Regions from separate parts of the Homo sapiens genome. Here region 1 is linked to region 2. A link is a contact called in ENCODE Hi-C data. All regions are on one chromosome and are shown on one strand. Each heading gives the region's core, a stretch centred on a gene start or an enhancer-like site at or near the end of the contact. The rest is flanking DNA. Distances are from core to core; before and after follow the strand shown.

The links. A loop is a pair of places that touch in the nucleus more often than their neighbours do. Pooled maps may share reads with other maps.
Region 1: a loop to region 2 is called in a map of Calu3, with 2.9 times the contacts of the local background. The contact joins two enhancer-like sites. A Hi-C loop is called at or near these places in 3 of 168 maps with a recorded cell type or tissue (CD4-positive, alpha-beta memory T cell, Calu3 and esophagus muscularis mucosa) and 2 of 50 pooled maps.

What each region holds. Positions count from the first base shown.
Region 1 is chr20:12,149,211-12,156,473 of GRCh38, forward strand. No RefSeq gene overlaps it. Among named protein-coding and RNA genes, the nearest start is that of BTBD3-AS1, 230 kb to the left of the region's middle. Within about 2 kb of position 4,566, at least 2 of the 41 ENCODE cell types and tissues checked have a DNase peak (open chromatin) inside an H3K27ac peak, as active enhancers do.
Region 2 is chr20:12,110,702-12,117,041 of GRCh38, forward strand. No RefSeq gene overlaps it. Among named protein-coding and RNA genes, the nearest start is that of BTBD3-AS1, 200 kb to the left of the region's middle. Within about 2 kb of position 2,835, at least 2 of the 41 ENCODE cell types and tissues checked have a DNase peak (open chromatin) inside an H3K27ac peak, as active enhancers do.

The DNA.
Region 1 (7,263 bases), core at 3,316-5,815, 40 kb after region 2:
TAGATTAAATTTGCAAAGACTATTCCAAATAAGGTCACATATACAGGTACTGGTGGTTAGGACTCGAACATATCTTTATTGAGGATACAACTCAAACCATAATACCAAGATATAGATGAGTAGAAAAGACATGCGAATACTTTTCTCAGATTCTTTCAAGTCTTCCCATCTAGAATCATGGTTGACCTTAATATGTAGAGCCCAAAAACCCCACCCATGAAATCTAGCTCTAAAAGTTAGTGGGGCAGGGTGCGGTGGCTCATGCCTGCAATCCCAGCACCTTGGGAGGCTGAGGTGGGCAGATAACTTGAGGTCAAGAGTTCAAGGCTACCATGGTGAAACCCCATCTCTACTAAATATACATAAATTAGCTGGTCATGGTGGCACATGCCTGTAGTCCCAGCTACTTGGGAGGCTGAGGTGGGAGAATTGCTTGAACCTGGGAGACAATGAGCCAAGATCGTGCCTTTGCACTCCACCCTGGGTGACAGAGCAAGACTCTATCCAACCCCGCCCCCGCCTCCAAAAACAAAACAAAACAAAACAACAAAAATAAAAGTAGTGGAAAAAGAGTAGAAAGGACCCAGCAAATGGTGAGAAAGCCCACAGAGAATACTAGAAACTTGGGATGAGCAGAATATACAAGTGAAGAATGAAAAACCCCAAACGAAAATCTGTGGTAACAACTTGTGTCTGTGGTACATTCCATGGTTGTCCTCAATTATTACCCTTCGTTGCATCCATACCTTTGCTATAGTTTCATGAGAAGAGTGTATTTCCCAGCCTCTTGACTTTGACTATGAGACTTGCATAAGTCAGTGGAGTGGAGATGAGGTGATAGGGTGTCAATTCCAAATCACACAAGACCTAAAGCATTTCTGATTCCCTCTTACGTCTCTGCTATTGCCATAAAAACAAGTTTGCTGGTGCGAGAATAAAGAAACACATAGAGCAGAATTGTGTCAGCCTCTCAACAGGACTGGAGTGAGGAGCATAGCCATCCTGGTGCAGTAGGCTGTAGCAGAGTCATTCATCACTGAGGATTCTCCAGGGACACCTGGGAGAAAAAAATGACTCTTTTCTTAAGACACCAAGTTTAAGGAAGCTTTATTATATAACATTATCATGGCAAGAACTGATATAGCAGTCATAGCATGAAACTTCAGAAGTCTTAACTTCAGTTATCTAGAATGCTTACAATTTTTTTAAAGGATTAAAATAAATTAGACAATCTAGTACTTATACAAGAAGATACACATGTGGCAAATCAAGGGTTAATATTTCACACAACTGCAAGAGAATGTTAATATTAAGGGATAAAACTCTGGAGAAGAAGGAGAATCAGTAGGGCATGTCCAGTTGGAAAAAGTGCTGAAAATTAAAATGAAGAAAAAGAAACTGAAGGTTTTAAAGATAGCTGTTTTAGTCTGCTTGGTCTGCTATAACAAAATGCTGTACACTGGAGGGCTGCTTAAGCAATATAAATTTATTTCCTACAGACCTGAAGGCTAGAAAGTCCAAGGTCAAGGTTCTAATAGGGTTCAGTTTCTGGAGAGCGCTCTCTTCCCAGCTTGCCAATGGCAGCCTTTTCACTGTGTCCTCACATGGCAGAGAGAGAAGGAGATCTCTGGTACTTCTTTCTCTTTAATAAGAATATCAGTTCTATCAGGTCAGGTTTTTAGCCTTATGGCCTCATTTCATTTTAATCATCTTCTTAAAGACCCTGTGTCCAATACAGTCACATGGCTGATTAGGGCTTTATCTTAGACTGTTTTCTGTTGCTTATAATAGAATATCTGAAACTAGGTAATTTATATTAAAATTCTTACAGTTCTGGAAGCTAGGAAGTCCAAGGTTGAGAGGCTGAATCTGGTGAGGGCCTTCTTGATGGCGGGGACTCTCTGCAGAATCCCAAGGCAGTGCAGGGCATCACATAGCAAGGAGGCTAAGCCAGCTAGCTCAGGCATCTCTTCCTCTTCTTATAATGCCACCAGTCGTGCTCTGATGATAACCCTTTAATCCATTAATCAATAAACAGATTAATCCATTCATGAGGGCAGAGCCCTCATGACTCTTTCACCTCATTAAGGCCCCACCTCTCAATTCTGCCATACTGTGGATTAAATTTCAACATCAGTGTAGGAGGGTACAATAATTCAAACCATAGAAGGCTTCAACTTACGAATTTTGAGGGAACACAATTCAGTCCATAGCAATAACTTACATAGCACTCGTGGTTCTGAATTCTTAAGTAATAGAATAAAGAAGATAAATAACTAATAGTAATAATAGTTCCTTACCTTGAGATGATATTTTATATTTTTCACTGTTTTATTTTCACAATAACTAATGTTCTATACCACAGTGGTGTAAATAATTACTGCCCTTATTGTATAAACGAGGAAGCCAAAATATTTTACAAATGAGGAAAATGAGTGCTTTGTTTAAAGGGTAAGAATGATGACGACTCAAGAGTGTGGAAACCTAAAAAGCCTGAGTACTCACCCCCAATATCCTTTTGTAATGATAGCTTTTAAAATCAGAGAATAGAAATCTGGCACCTACTATTACATAAGCCACTCCCATTCTGGACATTAGATTTGAGACGTTCTTCATTTTCCAGGTTAATTTCAAAATCTGTCATTTTAGAGATGAGTGTACTGAGGTGAAAGAAGTTGGGTTGGCTTGTTCTAAGTCACATGTGATGAAATCTAGCTCCATCTTCCGAACCCATAGCACCCAGCTTTGACACCTTTAGCAGATATAAAGGTAACAGTAACTATTGCTAAACTATCAATTTTCACTTGTTGATTAGACATGATGACAAAGTGTATACTGAAGATTAGTAATAAATTTGCATTCTAACTGAGCCTGCAGGCTGACCAGTGCTAAAGTGAAGACACAATGAAGTGGTTGTGGGTAGATAGAAGTGGGAATTACAAAAGTTATCAGACTAATTAAAATCTGCTCAAAATCAAAATTAAAGTCTAATTCCTTCCAAAATTAGAAAGTTATTCATTTAAATATATTAGATATATGTTTTCCATTTCTTTCTTTGTACATTGGAAACCATTTTGTATGCTCTGTGTACCAGGCATTGTGCTACAAGTTGCACAAGAGTAGAAAACCAGACAAAATGCTTAAATATAAATAGCAAGTTGTTGGGGGTGGGGGACAGATTATTGAAAAAAACTAAAATGTGGGGACAAAATCTGTAAGTAACTAATTTCAAGAATTGAAAAAAATCTTCATACAGAATATTCTCACCTGATCATAGAGAAATTAGGTTCAGACATCTAAATTCACATATTTTCCACCCATGTCCTCATAACCAGGAAGCTATTGGTTAATGTTCTCCTGCAAAAGAAGAAGTAACACAAAGGACAAGAGAAGGAAGATCCAAAAAGGAGAGGAAACATGACACACAAGACCAGTGAATGGAAGCCCCAGAATGAAGCAAAGACACGTCCCAGGAAGACAGGCCTACAGAAAATATCTGGATTGGAGCAAGAAGGCAGTAGCTCTTGGACAAAGGTTTTCATGGGGAAAAAAGGAAGGAATTATTAGGTTGTCTATTATGATATGCCACTTGGAGTAAATAAATCTTCTAAGAGGTATCATCATTCCTCCTTATTCATAGGGAGCACATTTCAAGACCACAGTGGATGCCTAACCCATGGATAGTACTGAACTCTATATATACTGTGCTTTTCCTATACATACATGTCTATGATAAAGTTTAATTTCTAAATTAGGCACAAGAAGAAAAAATCGCAATAACTAATAATAAAATAGAAGAATTATAACAATATGCCAGCATCACTGCTCTTGTACTTTGGGGCCATTGTAAATAGAATTAGGGTTACTTAAACACAAGCTCTGAGTCAATCTGCTAAGTGAGATGACTGCTAAGTGACTAATGAGCAAGTGGTATATACAGCGTGGATCCTCTAGACAAGGGGATCATTCAAGTCCCAGGTGGAATGGAGCAGGAGGGCAAGCAATTTCATCACACTACTCAGCACAGTATGCAATTTAAAACTTATGAATTGTTTATTTCTGGGATTTTCCAGTTCATGTTTGCAGATTGCAGTAGACCACAGGTCACTGAAACCCTGGAAAGTGAAACTGAATAACTGGGGACTATTATATATTGTAGACCTGATGAAGTATTCTGAAAAATCATTGGGATAGATACATAGATAACTATGCCTGGTAAAAATGGCAATTTTTACTTCCAGGTGGAACAAATAAGTTCTAAAAGAAGGGACATGCAATCAAAATTAATTGGATCAGCAGTGGGTAACATTTACTTAGGTAAAATATAAAGAGATGTTATTGATTAATTGTAAATGTTATGTAAGTGTACTATGAGTATGAGAGAAATGTTTTAAAGTACTTTATTAATTATATATTTCCATATAACAAATCATCAAAAAATTTGTAGCCTAAAGCAATAAGTATTTATCTTCATACTTTTTTTTTCATTCAAAAGTTTGGAAGCGATTTAGCTGTATGAGTCTCTCATGAAACCACAGACCTGAGGCTGGCAGAGACTGTGGTCATCTGAAGACTTGACTGGGGCCATGGCAACAATTTCTAAGCTCATTCACATGGTTGTTGGCAGGAAACCTTGGCTACTCAGTGGCCACTGGACAGATGCCCAGTTCCTCACTGTATAGGCCTCTTCTCACAACATGGTTGCTAACCCCTCCAGGTGCAATTAATCCAAGAGAATGAACAAGAGAGAGACCACGATGGAAGCAACAGTGCCTTTTTATGACCTGATCTGCAAAGTCAAACACTGTCATCTGTGCTTTCTTCCATTTGTTAGAAGCAAGTTACAAATTTCAGCCCCATTTAAGAGGAGGAGGATTCAGCCTGCCTCACAATGAGTTTCAGAGAATTTGTGGACATATCTTTAAATCCACATAGAAATTTTTTTATCAATTATAAAAGGCATCAAAACAAAAACTTTAAATTTGATTAATCAAAATAAGCATTTTATTTTAAAGTATAAAAAATGATATTAAAAACAGCTGAAAGAAGTAAAAGTGATTGGAGAGGAAAATTAAGAAGATAGGGAGAAAAGAGATAGGAAGCTAGGTTTTACATTGCTTTGCAGCCCTTTTGTAATTATTTTTTCAATTAAAAGCAAAGAAAGAAAAGATGGAAAATTAAAAAAAAAACTTTCTCACCATGTGTTTCAGCGTTATTTAATGCCATATCTATTTACCATTGAAAGTTTCCTTCTATAACACTTGTGTTACTTCTTCCATGCTGTGAGAATTACAGACCTAAAGAAAGAAAGTAAAATGTTAATGCAATTCTTCTTCCCACCTGTTTTTCCTGAAAGAAACAGAAGGGAATGGAAGGAAAAGAAAAGTAAAAGAAGGGGATGAAAGAAAAGGGGAAGAAGTAAAGGAAGGCAGAAGACAGGGGAGAAGGAAAGGAGGTAGTTACATTCTTCTTCAAAGTCACTGTATCTGGCAGTACCTTTAGTATTTGTGAAATAAGAAAGCATTAATTAAATTTAAAGAGAATTGCTATACATCAGTTATCCAGGAGCTTGATTCATATTTGTTGAGTGAATTAATGAATTTCCAAAAACTTTAATCCACAAATGCTGTCAAGTTCTCGAATGTTATTGATTTTCCCACAAGGATAGTAGATGAAAAAAATTTCTATATTCCTGGGGAAAATCTTATCTGAAGGCTTTCTTGTTTTTATTTCCATTTGTGTATGTTTTCGTCTTTGTCCCCATGGCACCAAATATTGCTTCAGAAATATAATTGTTGAAAAGCAATGTATCCAATACTGGGCTGTGCTCTAGGGCAGGAAGCCATCATTCTCGCTCTAGGATGGATCTGGATGGGATTGTCTCTTGTTCCCTGTGTCCTTGTGTCCTTGTTCAATTTACAGTGACCCAGGAGACCTACCTGGATGCATGTTTTCTTGTTTCTTTCTCCTGTGTGGCCGCACCATTGTGAATATGTTCATTGAGTTTCCTACACCATGATGTGCCATGGTGTTTGTATCAGTGAGGATGTAAATTCAGCACCACTGAATGGCAGGAACGACCTAAAGTGGGTCAAACTAGTAAGAAGTTTTATTTTTCTCCTATAAAAAGTAGTAGGGAAATAGCCTGCAATTGTCTCCTTTTTCCTTTCTGTTCTGCCATCTTAGGATGTGGTTTTCAGGCTCACTCTTGTTGCCTCAAGGTTTGAAGACGCTGGCTTCTCCTCTGGCTTTGCTTCTGCATTCCTGCCTTAAAGAAGTGGAAGATTCAAGGCCAAATATATGAGGCAGCCAAGCCTTTCCTCTTCTAAGCAGCTTTCTCAGAAAGTCCAAGCTATGAACACAGGTTTGTTGCCTGACTACCCTTCAGTGTAAGGATGGCTGAAAAATGTAAGATTCCTTTTTCATTTTCAGTTTTTTCTGTTTGCTTATTTCTTTTCACCCAGACACACTGCTGCTTGTTCTAAACTATGCATATTGGTTATGGTATGGTCAAGTCAGTGTAGCCGCTGGAGGAAAGAAAAATGAAGCTTGCAAGGAAGAAGTTGTTTAGGCCCACAGGTCCCAGAGAGGAGGGTCACCCTGGGTCGTGTAAGGCCACAAGGGACAGCACCAGTGTGGTCGGGAGACGAAGACAGGAGGCAGGGGAAATATAGGTGAGACCGTTTTTTGGGGTTTCCATGAGAGAGGCAAGGCAGGGTGAGATAAGCAGTTTAGGATTGACTAGTTTAAATAATGCCAGTGAGCTTCAGGACATTGTGGTGGTCTTTCGTTGGCTGGTACCTGGTCCTGTGATGATTTAGGACAGGAAAAATAGTGGCTTGATATGTAAAAGTTAGTTAGATAAAGAAGTGGTTGTGGCTAAAGTCTCACAATTGGTTGGTTTATGTATAAAAGATGTGCTCACGGCTGAGCTCCTTGCTGTCTGTAAGAACTGGCTAGCCTTGGGAGAAGCAATCTCTGGCTTTTCAGATGTCAAAACATCATAAAATACAGAAAATAAAAGACATTATTGATATTAATATACTGCTATGGCAAATTGCTTGCAAAACATCAGCAATGATTTCTCTCCTTTTTCCCAGTCCCCTTGCAATGTAACTTTGAACCTTCTCCCACTGAGAGGTGGAGTCTGCCTCCCTACTCCTTAAGTCTGGACTTACCTTGTGACTTGCTTTGGCCAGTCGAATGAAGTGGAAGTGATGTAGTGCCAATTCCTAGCCTAGGCCTCTAGGGGTAGGTGCTTGA
Region 2 (6,340 bases), core at 1,585-4,084:
GCAGACCGGGATAGCCCTGCAAAGCTGTCTTTTGTAGAAGAGATTTATACCTGTAGAAAAACTAAAGTGAAGCAAAAAACAGATACAAACAGTCTTTCTCTGAGGCTCTCCCTCGTACAGATCTAGGAGAGAGTAATGAGAGTTTGACACCTTTGAAAATCTGACTAAGAAACTTTAACCACAGACTACCATCTATTTTTTTGAGGACTGTTATATGTGAGGTTTCATCTGCATAACAAGAATGCTTTTGCTAGCTCAAACATTTCTCCTTTTCTATTTCTGTCCGTCAGCACTCTGAGTCAAGACCCTATTTTTTCTGTAACCTCAAGATGGTTAAAAGCATTAACTATTTGGACATTCTTGTTGTCTTTATGTTTTGTATGTCTCCTGTGCACATATTGTGTTTGCCTTTTTTTTTCCTGTTAATCTATTGTCTGTTTTATGGACTCAAATTATCAAAGCTTCAGGGAAAAGATTTAAACTTCCCTACAATATATTAGTTTAACAAATATATATTGAGCATAAAGTATGTGCCAGCCACCATTCTTGGTGGTCAAAACAAATTAGCAACCAAAACAGACATGGCTGCTGACGGCATGGGTTTACAAGCTAGACCAGGTTTGGGAAGACACACAAAATACAAATGCACAATTTTATAATGTCACAGGGTGATAAATGTTGTAAATAAAATTGAAGCAAGGTGAGTGCATCAAGAATCATGGTAGTGCTATGAGCTGGGTGGCTAAAGATGTTCTCTGATTAAATGACTTTCTAGGGGGAAGAAAGAAGATGAAAGGGGTGGGGATGGTAATATGGGAAAAAGGGATCTCAATGAGAACCAATAGAGAGTGCAAAGACTATGAGGCAGGAACATGCTAGGAGTTTAAGAAAGTAATGGGGCCAATTTGGCTGAAGCTGGAGAAGAGAGGAAAGTGCCAGAGGTCAGTTGCACAAACCTGTTTGATTTGGTAACTTGTAGGCAATCGTCTCTTTTAATGCCAAAAGAGATTTTGGAGGCTTATCTCAAATCAATTGACTTCATTTTTATGCCATATGCAAATTATTCAGCTAACAGCAAAATACCATTTAGAGGATAATTTGCACTCCTGTCAGTATTAGTGAATGCTCTATCTGTTGTCTGCAGTATAACATTGGCTGCATGGTTGGGGAGACCAAAAAGAAAATGCATGCACTCCTGAACGGTGTCCTCTTCCTCTTTTAGGAGAGCTCTCTTGCCCATTTCCCATCGTTGTATTGAAATTTAGAAACATGTTTTTTTTTGTTTTTTTTGTTTTTTTTGTTTTTTTTTTTTTTCCTGGGCCAAGACTCAGAGCAGAATGGGAATGGAGGGTTTTATAAATGAGTTATAAACACCTTTATTTTTTAACCTGGGATGATCCTTAGAATTTTGGTGAAATCTTTTTGACTTCACCTATTACATTCCTAGCGATGAATTTTTTAATACAAGGTAAAATGTTTTAAAATACTTTGGATAGTAGTGACTCAGAGGGCAAGTCCATGTCACAACGTGTCTGTGATGTATCTGTAGCTACTGAAAATTTGGGAGGCCATGGCTTTCTTCACCCTGGCCTTCTTCCAGCTCCTAGAACCTGTCAGGTCTCCTCCTGCCACAGAACAGAGCATGTGCTGTTTTTTTCCTGCTTGGGTGTATATTGCGATGATCTGGAGATGCCCAGACCACACCCCAGGCACATTCAACCAGGATCTCTGGGGTTCGATCCAGCCATCATTACTTTTTAAAGTTCCTATGAGATTTCAGTTTGCAACCACTGGCACTTTGCTTCTCGCTCACCTCCCATCGCACTTCACCCGGCTCATCTTTGGTTTCCTTGCTTAATATTAGTTCCTGAGACACCTTCGCTGACACTCCCCTGCACCAACCCCAAGTCAAATCCTCCTATTCTACGTGTACCTTCCCTTTGGAAGGTTTATCATAGTAGTAATTTTACATTTCTTTGTGACAATATTTGCTTAATGTTTGTCTTCTCCAAAGTCTTTAATAGACTTGTTTACTGTGACATCTCAAACTTGGAATCCTGTTATCTTAATACCAAGAATAATGGTTAAATCTGTGTTCAATTATTTCCCTACCTTTTGTTTTCCTGAATTATCAAATGACCTCTGTAAGCACAGGAAAATAATGCTGATTGAGGTTATTTAAGGCAATTTATTTTTCCCAAACAGAGCTTTGTAGTTCAAACTAAAGTAATTGAGAGGACACCCCATAACAGGAGACTCTAAGTAGAATGCACGTCCTTATTTTCTGCTAAACAATTTTTGTGAACATGGACTTTGCTTTATGTGCAGGAAATCATGCAGCGTTTAAATGTATTTTCTCCTCTTTGTGAGCTCCATGAAGGAAGTGACTATGTCTGATTTTCTAACCATTAAATAAATTCCCAGGGCCTAGGACTCGGCACACATTAAACATTCAATAAGTGTTTGTTGAATGAATGAATGGGGCTCGCGGAGGACTCCTCTAGTGTATTATTTTATTTTTCAGGAGATTCTGATTCACTGAAGGAAGAATGGCAGTGATTCTCATTCCTGGCTGGATATCAGCATCACTTGGGATAGGAGGTGTTGAAAAATACTAATGTCTAGACTCCAACCCAGAACAACCCCCCAAACCAGAATGTTGGAGGTTGGGGCTTTTCTACTTGAGGCCTCTAGTTTTCTATTACTGATTAATAAATTACCTGCTTAATTGTCAGCTTAATTTAGCAGCTTGAATCAACACAGAGTTATTACCCCACAGGCTATGTAGGTCAGGAGTTCAGACGCATAGTAGCGGCATTCTTTGCTCAGGTCCTCATCCAGCTGAAATTAATTTGTTGGCCAGGGCTGCAGTTCTCTCTGTGACTCTTGATTCTCTTCCAAGCTCCCTGGTTGTTGGCAGAAGTCATTTCCTTGTGGTTATTGGACTGAGGTCCCTGTTGTCTTCCTAGCTGTTGGCAACAAACGCTCTCAGTTTCAGGAGGCCATGCTAGGTCCTTGTCGTGTGGCCCCCTCTATCTCAGCAACAGAGAACCTCCTTGCTACAGAACCTGCTTCCTGCTTCCAATCTCTCTGACTTCTCTTCTGTGACCAGTGAGACAAACCTCTCTTTGTTTTTAAAAGGCTTGGATGATTAAGCCTGGCCTATCCAGATAATCTCCCTTGCTTTAAGTCAACTGTGCCATAAAACACGACCTGATGACAAAAGTGAAATCTATCAAATTCACATTCCTGGTGAGGCAGGAGAATACACCCGGGAGGCAGGGAACCTAAGGACTTCCTAGAACTAAATCAAACAGAAACACTTCAGCTATGACAGGAAATATCCTCTTCATTTACATAGGGTATACACCAAGTAACCAACAGGATACCTCTAGAGTATATTGAAACCACAGATAATTCTGTGACCAAGGCCCTCGAGCCACTTGCTCATGCCTGCTCCCACCCTGTGGAGTGTGCTTTCATTTTCAATAAATGTCTGCTTTTGTTGCTTCATTTTGCTTTGTTTTTGCGTTTTGTCCAATTCTTTGTTTAAAGTGCCAAGAACCGGATACCCTCCACCGCTAACACTGGGGAATATGCAGGGAGTGTGAACTGGGAATGGGTGTACAGTGCCTTTTGGAGACTATCTTATTCTGATGACCACAACTGATATTAAACAACTTTCCAGTTGAGATTGAGAACCACTGGGCTAAACATATCAAATGTTTCAAACGGCAAAGTATTAAGTGATCTTTCAACAAAATAAAACTAAAGTAATTGAGAGGACACCCCATAACAGGAGACTCTAAGTATAAAGCACGTCCTTATTTTCTGCCAAACAATTTTTGTGAACATGGACTTTGCCTTTTGTGCAGGAAATCATATCATTCTGCTGACCACAACTGTTATTAAACTTTCCAGCTGAGATTGAGAACCATTGAACTAAACATATCAAATATTTCAAATGACAAAGTATTAAGTGATCTTTTAACAAAATAAATTTTTAAAGAAATGCTTCTTCTAGATCAAAAAAAAAATCACCAATTAAGGGACATCAATAGAAATTCTAACAGAGATTTACTTAGGGCATGATGTGAATCACAGAAGGAATACCATCTGAGTATCCCTACCTATGGAATTGAAATTAAACCATTTCTGAAATCTGGTGTATCTCTCAGGTTCCAACCAGAAACAGCACTCACCCAAGCAGTCCACTTGAAGATACTTGGTGAAAAGATTGATTACTGAGATTAAAGTTGAGGCTCAGGGAAAAATCATGGGATAAAGAAACAGACCATCAGGAGGGGAAGATAGCCATCACCTGGGGGAAGATTTGGCATCTCTGGAGTCCCTGAAGAGTCAGAAGTGTGGAGGAGGCTATAGATGGGAGAGACATAGCTGCTGTCAGAGCCCAGGTAGGGAAGCAAAGACAGAGCAGGGAGAAATTGACTTTCTCATCTCCCATGTGTTGATCTCCTGCCAGCACTTCCTAGAGGCCCGGCTTAGGTGGAAATTGGAAGAGAGGCTGTATAGAGAGAAAAGCCTCCTGGGGTACAAAGCTGGGAGGATAATGGGAGAAGGGAAATTGGTAGGCAAATGGAGAATAACCATCACACCTTAAAGATGATTTTTTTTTTTCTCTAATTGAGGAAATAGCTGTTGAAATTGAAAAACGGTGTAACGTGGGAATTCTTTATGCCCTGAAATAACTTATCAGACTGATTTCCTATACGGGTAGGTGTTGCCACCTAAATCACTTATTATCAGTGCTGGGGCCCAGGTTCCCCTCTGGTTCTATTTTTAACTTTTTGAGTTCCATGTAGATTGGCTGAAGGGAAATGAGGTTGGCAGTGAGGTAGGAGGCAGGAAAAGAGAAGTTGAAGATGTATATGTATCTTGTTTTCAACACCGAGAATATATATATGCCTTTAAAATAGTATAAGCAAAAAGTTATCTTGTTAATAGAAAGAGTAATTGTGTCAATAAATTAGGACATTCCTAGGTAATATACCTCCCACTAAATATGAGTAATCGACTTGATATGTAAGAGTAAAATGAAGATAAATGATATTTTTAGCAGGCATGGAACTTTGAATATTTGTTAATTTCTAATTTATGCTAAGATTTATAGCATAGGAAAATTTTAAATCCTCTTCCAGCACATTTCTGATCATTCTTCATTACAATCAGAAAACCACCTAAGCGATTGCCTAGGGAGAGGGACAATTTCTCTACTGTTTTTGTTTTCCTTCTTACCTATGCATGTGTTTGCATGTTTGTCTCTCTCAAGTGTTGTCAAAATAACATTGAACATATTATACAATCACTTTAAAATTCCTTAGTTGCATGTTATTAATATAACACTAATAAGTAATAAGCAATATTCAAATTGCAAAATTTTTAAAATTTAAATTTAAGAATGTTGCTTCATTATATATTAGCCTTACCTGTTTCTAAAGATATAATAAAATGTTAAAACAAAGCAAAACAAAAGGTAAAAGATTGAAATGATGGGAGGAAATTATAATAGGAGACAGGAATATCAGCAGAATGAAGATCATGACAAATTTCTGGAAGACAGAAAGAAGTTAGTTGTAATCATGCCAACAGGTGATTTGAATGAGCTCAGAAGTTGGCAGTTGAGTTTGGAGTTCCTCATTCCACGGCCTGTGAAATTGGCTGATATGTAGAACAGAACCAAAACTGGATAGGAAGTAGGGGGCTGACTGAACTGTTTGCTAAATGGCTTATAGAATGTCTTCTCCAGCCTTCCTTCATCATGAATGCAGTTGCAGGACTCATTTCCAGGATAAAGCCAGAGTGGGACCTTCTAGAAAGAAGTTCTCCCCAGCAGAGCTTGGGCATCCAGAACAGGGGTTAGCTCTCCAGATTGGGACCCATCTTATTATGCCATTTGGAGAAGTAGTGCAGCTTTCTGGGTACTCTGTTAGTAGAGTGTGGAAGAGAAGCCTATCAATTGAACATCCTCATAACATATACAGAATTTTACTGAGTCTTCTCCTTAATGTAGAAGTCAGTAAGGGCTGAGCATACCCCAGCCAGCTGCTGCTGTTATCAACATAGTCCTATGATAATAAATGACTGGAAAACAAATAATTTCCATATATTTGTAAAAAACTAGCATTGCAAAGGAAAAAGATGCAAAAAAGATCAATAGACTCAAGGGGATACATACATAACTCAGAAGAGATACAAACTTATGGTTAAAATCTTAGAGATATTTGAGAGGCACCGATAAGGAGAGAAATGTCCTTATATTGAATCCATAATTAAATAAATTAAATCCATTAGTAAAATATTTTTAAAAAGAACCTTTAGG